Linked DNA regions of Homo sapiens: region 1 is linked to region 2. The links are chromatin contacts, found by Hi-C in ENCODE. All regions are on one chromosome and are shown on one strand. The core of a region is the stretch at or near the end of the contact, and the rest is flanking DNA. Distances in the headings are between cores, read along the strand shown.

The links. A loop is a pair of places that touch in the nucleus more often than their neighbours do. Pooled maps may share reads with other maps.
Region 1: a loop to region 2 is called in a pooled map, with 2.8 times the contacts of the local background. The contact joins two enhancer-like sites. A Hi-C loop is called at or near these places in 3 of 168 maps with a recorded cell type or tissue (CD4-positive, alpha-beta T cell, CD8-positive, alpha-beta T cell and naive thymus-derived CD4-positive, alpha-beta T cell) and 11 of 50 pooled maps.

Annotation. Positions count from the first base shown.
Region 1 is chr18:24,017,567-24,021,264 of GRCh38, reverse strand. The region is part of intron 1 of TTC39C (tetratricopeptide repeat domain 39C); the gene reads right to left. Among named protein-coding and RNA genes, the nearest start is that of TTC39C-AS1, 4.0 kb to the right of the region's middle. RefSeq lists enhancers at 1,108-1,197, 1,218-1,267. Within about 2 kb of position 1,489, at least 5 of the 41 ENCODE cell types and tissues checked have a DNase peak (open chromatin) inside an H3K27ac peak, as active enhancers do; they include CD8-positive, alpha-beta T cell, where a contact is called at or near this core.
Region 2 is chr18:23,883,673-23,887,146 of GRCh38, reverse strand. It overlaps LAMA3 (laminin subunit alpha 3), which reads right to left. Exons shown (of 75, transcript NM_198129.4): 41 at 2,294-2,374. Among named protein-coding and RNA genes, the nearest start is that of LINC02958, 97 kb to the left of the region's middle. Within about 2 kb of position 1,271, at least 13 of the 41 ENCODE cell types and tissues checked have a DNase peak (open chromatin) inside an H3K27ac peak, as active enhancers do; they include CD8-positive, alpha-beta T cell, where a contact is called at or near this core.

The DNA.
Region 1 (3,698 bases), core at 240-2,739, 130 kb before region 2:
GGACCAGTTCTTCCCTACCCCACCTGACTCCTTTCACAGGGTAGAGCTAGCACTAGGCAGTTTTGAAGTAGATCAATTCATCTTTGCCACACAGCCATCTACTTTTCTGTACTTTCTTGACACTCTCTCTTCTCCCTGAGTCCTTCGTAGCCTCTTCCAGTCCCACTGCTGCTGCTGGGTAAATAGGAGGATTACCCTGGGAAAGGAGACCAGGTGCAAAAATGATATTTCAGGAACTAAAACAGGCTGCGTGAAAGGTCTAGGCTCCTGAAATACCACGTTTGGGGATCTACAAGTGGTTTCGTGTAACTAGAATAGAAAGTGCTTCCATGTTTCAATATTACTTCTCTCTCCCTTTAAAAAAAAAATCCTCATCAAAACTTTATTTCACTCAATATAGCTTCTTTCAACTAAATGAGGGGAAAAAAGGTAATCTCACTCAATCGGTTAATACAATACAGTCAGCCCTCAGTATCCGCGAATTCCACAACCAGCCGCAGATCAAACATACTTGGAAAAAAAGGTTGCATTAGTACTAGATATACAGACTTTTTCCCTTGTCACTATTCCCTAACCAACACAGTATAACAACTATCTACATAGCACTTACATGATGTTAGGTATTATAAGTTACCAGACGATTTCAGGTATATGGGAGGATGTGTGTAGGTGATACGCAAATACTGCGCCATTTTCTATCAGGGATTTGAGCATCCACAGATTTTGGTATCCGCTGGGGGTCCTGGAACCAATCCCCCATGAATACTGAGGGATAACTACATATGTGACTTAGAGAACACATTCTTTTAAAGGCTCACATCTTTCGCATTGTGTATTTGTACAAGTGTTTCTTGTACACTTGTACACACTTACAGAGACTTACACTATAGCACAGGTATTTTTTTCCTGATAATTTCCTCCAAACTCTCCTATTATTCTACAGGCAGTGGCATTTTAAAAGGAATCTCAAGCCAAATGAATCTTTAATGAATATTTAATTAGGACCTTTTCAGACAGTGTAATAGTTGGGGGAAAAAAGATGCCTTTTTCCAACACACCACTGAGTTGAAGAGGATGGAAAAAGTCAACAGATGAGTTTCCTGTCTTTCCCGCCAGTTCCCTTAAACCATTTCTGCTTTTCATTTCTTCTCCTTTTCTTACATCTCTGCATCTGTGGACTCTCCTATCGTCTCCAGGAGCAAGGCAGAGACACATTCTTGTCTGTGAGCAGATGACTTGTCTAGAAATCATGGACAGCCTGCAAGTCCTTCCAGTCCTCCCAAGAATCTGACATGGTTTTAGGCAGAGAAGAGGCTCAGAGGCCTGCTGACTCAACATCTCTTACAAGCGCCTTTGAGTTTCTCCAGGAAGCGCTGAGGTTTTCTCAGAAGTCAAAAAACTTTTTCTGTAAAAGGCCAGAGAGTAGATATTTTAGGCTTTGCATGCCATATGGTCTCTGACACTACTCATTTCTGCAGGTGTAGTGCACAAGCAACCACAGACCACACATAACCAAATGAGCATGGCTGTGTCTCAAAACTTTATTTACAAAAGCTGGTGTCAGGCTAGAATTGGCCCACGGGCCATAGTTTACCAACTCCTGGATTATATGGAACCATCTGTATGGTAACACTGGCTCTGCAATCAACATGCTCACAAAATGAGGCCACAGATCCTATGGCTTTCTCATATGGCTTTGTCACATGCGCCAAAAACTGTGTTAAACAATTTAGGGTCCATACATTCCTTTGATGTACACTCACATTACTTACTATACATTTTTCTTGCTTTTTAATACATTTTCGCCATTTTATAGTTTAAAATGGAAAAGGAAGTGTCACAATTCATAGCAACTATGTACCAATAAACATTCATAGTAACGATACATGTTTCCTATTTTAGTTGACCATGAGTAAGTAGGACTCTTTAAAATATCTACAGCCAGAAACTGGTAGTAGCCCTGGCAGAGGTAAAGACTGCAGAAGTCTTAGGATCAAAAAGAATGCCAAGAGTTAAAGCGGGAGATGGGCTGGTAACCTCAAGAGGGGAGGAGGGAGGCTCAGCATCAGGGCAGCAGAAATAAGAACTGCGAAGCTCATTTGGGTCAGAAGCTCCAAACGTCTCACGCTCCTCAGGCCTCCATGTGCTTCATTACTGCCAGTCCTCTGTTAAAAAGTAATATGTCAAGCCATAAAGAGAAAAAAGGTGGTGACGTTAGGATCCTGAAGTCCCAAGGAGCCAACGGTGAATTATGGCTGTGACAGCCACGCTGTGGACAATGGTCATGGTGAAAAGTGAGTTGACGAGACACCCAGTAGCAAAGTAAACCTGAGGAAAGCACCGACCATGGGAAACATGGACTGACCAGTGGTAGGAAGAAAATAAGTGCAGAACAAGCCATCCAGTGCAACGGCCTAGCAACACTTGTGAGCCTGCAGTTCTGACCACTCTTTTCCCAATGTCATTTCATGTCTCCACGTGGGTTTTTCCGCTGTTTCCTCTCCTAGGTTTCCGTTTAAACCTCACCACCTCTCACATTCTCCTTTTCTCCTTGCCCCGCCCCTCCCAACTCCTCATTCAACTGATTCTCTTCTACCCCATCATAATGCTCAGGCATCATTTCCTCCACAAAACTGTCCTTCAGGCTGAGTTAGACGCTGCTTCTCTTTTCTTCCACAGGCTCCAGGGGACCATGCGTATGTCTCCCAGCCTCCCTATCACCATCAGCTTTACCTACACCTACATTGCAGCACCGAAATATCTAGCACATGTCTTTGGCACCTAACCCACAGCCTGTCTTATGTGCCTGAGCAACTAAAGGTCTGAGTGCACGTCACATATGCAAACAGTGAGTGAGGAAGGGAATGAGTGTGTGTGTGTGGAGGGGGAGCGACTGCTGCTAGACTAGAGCACTGGGCACTAAGACCAAGATCAGGAACTTGACTTCAGGTGGTCAAGATCACGAACTTACAAACACATGGACTTGGGTTCAAAGCAGAAGCGCCCTCCAGCAGGACAAATCTATCCTAACCTTTGGGAAAACACCTCAAAGTGCATAATGGTGGCTCAGCACCACCAAAGGGCAGTTTGTTGCTACATTATTACTATACTTCCAATAGAAAGGCAGCTACAGTTTCAAATCCCAACCAGGGAGCTGCCCTATATTCCAAAAGAAGGCTTCTAACTGTGCATATATTTCTAATTCCTATATGCATAATATCTGAATTATACAATCCAGACTTGCCACGAATTCAAGAGTGGCCTTCAGGATAATCTGTTTCTACAAAGTAACCATTTCTCATCAGGCAGCTGTTGATAAACTTTCACCATTCTAGTAAGGTGGCATGAGAAAATGACCTTCTTGCTTTAATAAAAAATATTGTTACACTAGATACAAAATACGTTTCTACTGTTAAATTGTAACAATAAGACTCTGGAAGGTTTACTAGTAGAGGAAGGGTGTCCCCCTGTGATAAACAATCATTAAAAAAGGAGACAGAGAGGGTAATTTGCCTATCCCTGTTATGTAGATAAAATGAGCCAGGGGGGTGCTCCTCAAACATTTATCAAGTCACTGCTGAGCCTTCAGCAGGCCATTTAACTTTGGAACAGAAAGGGAAGTTTCCCAATGCATAACAGAGTCTTAAATCCTTCATACGTAATACGTAAGATGAACTTTAAATAGAAAAGCTACCTGC
Region 2 (3,474 bases), core at 22-2,521:
CAGTACTTAGCACTGTGCCAGACATATATATACTAGGACCTCCATACATTTTTCATTGAAAGAATAACTGAATAAGTGTAAGGCAAGTGTGAGAAATGCTCCTTTTGCTGAAATGGAAAATGGAAAACAGAAGAACCTTCCATTACCATCTTTTGCCATAGAATTGGGCTCCTTAGCTGCTGCTCAGTGTCCCCAGTCTAAGGCAGTCCCCACCTCCTACACATGGCAAGTGTCTTCCAGCCCCTTGGGCTTTTCTGCCTTGCTTCCCCAACCTAACCTGCCTCCCACTTCCATCTTCTGGCTCCACTGGGTTCTAGTAACCCCTTGGACCTACCAAAGTCCCACCTTATCCATAAACATTTCAGATAACCCCAGTCTAGGGTGGTTATGCCTTACTTGAAATCTGGTTGAATTCATTTTCCGGTTAAACAAAAATTAGTCAAACTCTTTTAAAGTTTAAACAAAACAATGTAAATTAAAATGATACACAATTTTTCTCTATCAAATTGGCTTTTTTTTTTCTGTTGCCCAGGCTGGAATGCAGTAGTGCGATCATAGCTCACTGCAGCCTCGAACTCCTGGGTTCATATGGTTCTCCTACCTCAGCATCCCAAGTAGCTGGGACCACAGGCACACACCACCACACTTGGCTAATTAAAAAAAAAAATTATGGAGATGAGGTCTCTCTATGCTGCCCAGGTTGGTCTCTAACCTCTGGATCACATGAAATAATCCTCCCAACTTGGCCTCCCAAAGTGCTGGGATTACAAGTTTGAGCCACCATGCTTGGCCCTAATTAGCAAATATTTAAAATATTGATCCTTTCCAATATCCATTGTGGTAGGTAGTCACTCATTCTCTTTTGCTGCTGTAAGAATATAAACTTTTCTGGAGGGCAATTTTGCAAAAAGTATTAAAAGCCTGGAAAACCTATCCTCTGACCCAAAGAATCCACTTTTACAATTATACCTTGAGGATATGCATACACAAATATTAAGCTGCAAGGATTTAATTTTAGTGTTGCTTTAAATGCAGAACAGTAAAAGGATCTCCAAGACCAAGAGTAGGAGATAATGGAAACCCAGTGGAAATTTTTGGTCATTGATGTGATGTTATCAGTGAATACTTACTGATATGGAGAGATATTACTAACATAGTATTAGATAAGAAAACAAGTCAAAACAGAAAGTAAAACAGGAATCTACTTTTTTTTTTAAGGGTTCACACATTTAGAAATGATTTGTAGGAACAAACAGCCAGCTTTTTAACAGTGGCTTTCTGTAGACAAAATGATTATGAATAGGATTGTATGTGAAAGCGTTTGAGTGCACAGGGCTAGGTTGTAGGGGGGCCCTCACTGGTTCTCTGCTCGTTTGTTTTTCATCATTTTATAATAAATATGTATTGATTTTATGAGAAAGTTATTTTAAATTTTAAAATATGTAAACCATATGATTCATTTTTCATACTGTTACTTTCCCAAATATGTGTGTGCTTTCTTCTCAGCTAGGTTATAAGTATCTTTTATATCTTTCTCAGTACTTGGCAGTGTCCTATGCATAGTGGCTAATCATGAAAATTGTCCATGAATAACTAAAGCTTGGTTCTGCAGCCCTTTGTCATTAATTTTACAGTTTCCATTCCACAACATTTATTATTTTGTTTCACAAACATTACCGAACACCTATTATGTGAACAGTACCATTCTTGGAACCAGGGATTCCGAAATAAACAAGACATAGATTGTCCTGAAAGTGTTCAAAATATAGTGTGGGGATAGAGGGGTGTGTGTGGGGTGGGGGTGGGGGTGGGGGGGTGGGGGGGCTATCTAGGCTAGGGCTGTGGATATGTGTGTGTACGGAAGAGTGTAGACAGTTGTACATGTGTACAGGTAAGTAGGGATACGTTGAGGGCAGGTGTATGTGGAGATATGTGGAAGGGACATGTCGAAATAGGGGGTATGCAGAGATCATTGTGGAGGAGGGGTAGGTAGGGAGGTGTCGGGGGTTGAGGTACACAGGGGTGCGTGTTGGGGGGATGTAGGTAGAGCTACTTGTGGGTGAGTGTATGCGTTGTGCCTCATTCTCAGTTTTCTGAAACGTACAAAGCAGGAAAGAGAATGATATTAATGATTTATTAGGTGAGCAGTCTTGTATTTTTCCCAAGAGACCTTTTTCCAGGCCTCAGTCAAACTCCCAGCCCCACCCCTAGCTCTGTGCCAGCACCTGGCAGCCCCACCCACAGCCCTCCCCGCCCCCTCTGCAGGCTGAGGCGGGAGGGGCGCCCACCTTACCTTTCACACTGTGTTCCTGTGTACCCAGCTTTGCAGGAGCACCGCACGTCTCCCCCATTCACCACACAGCCAGTGGCAAAGCTTGAAAGAAGACAGAAAAAGGCCCCATCAAAAACACAGATCGATAGGATTTATGCTTATTTTTTACCACAAAGGACTGGCTTGTATTAAGTGAGCACTGAAACCCAGGGTCTGGTTACTTTGTGTGAAGAAAATTTTGCCCATCAAGACTTGGAGAGATAATGATGAATGATCTCAGCCGACACAGGGCAATTTTGGTGAACAAGGACTGAAGGCATTTATTTTATTTGTTCCTTGGGGAAGAGCATTTTTTCCCCTTAAGACAGAGCAGAGTAACTCACTTTGGAAGAGATGATTACAACAGCATTTTTCCAGGAATAACAAGGAAGGAGTAAAACAAGTCTAGGCAGAAAAAAGAACAGAGAGTTCTGATTCTTTAAAAAAAAACGTTCTCCTTGTTGATTCTAGTTCTTTTCTATCAGGCACATTGCCTTCTGGGAAGAAAAGTTGGTGGGGAGGCCAGGCCCTGGAGCCCCCTAAAGATGCACAGAGACCACTCGCCTGCCTCGGCATTTCTGTGGGCACAATCATTGCTGATTCTCACTTTTTTTTCAAACCAAGTTGTGGAATTTTGATCCCTTTTCTTTTAGCTCTAAAGTGGTGATATTTTACACTTGATTTTAGCCAAAAGGCTGAGAAGCAATAAGTGATGATATTTTAGAAGCAGCTTTAAACACACACACACACACACACACACACACACACACACACACACACACACACACCAAAGAGACCATGAAAAAGCCCTGTTGTCTGCCACTGGACATGACACTGATGACATCTGAGGGAATATCACTCCATTTGCTGGTAAGAGAATGCCTGTTTAGGAAGCCTCTCAAAAGACAGTTAGACATTGGTCAGCACTATTAATATTGCAGGAAGGAGAAATAGATACAAATAGAGTTTTACTGATAAATTCAAAGACCTACGTGTTACTTCAACTTATGGAAGCTGGAAGCTGACCTTGATGCTACTACGCTTTGCAAATGAAAATGAAAAACTTTTTCCAAGCACCCCAGTGGAAATCTCGCTGCTTTCTACTTTTGCCAGCTTCTCTTCAAACAAGTCTGGGCAAGCTCATGTGATTGATCCCTTGACAA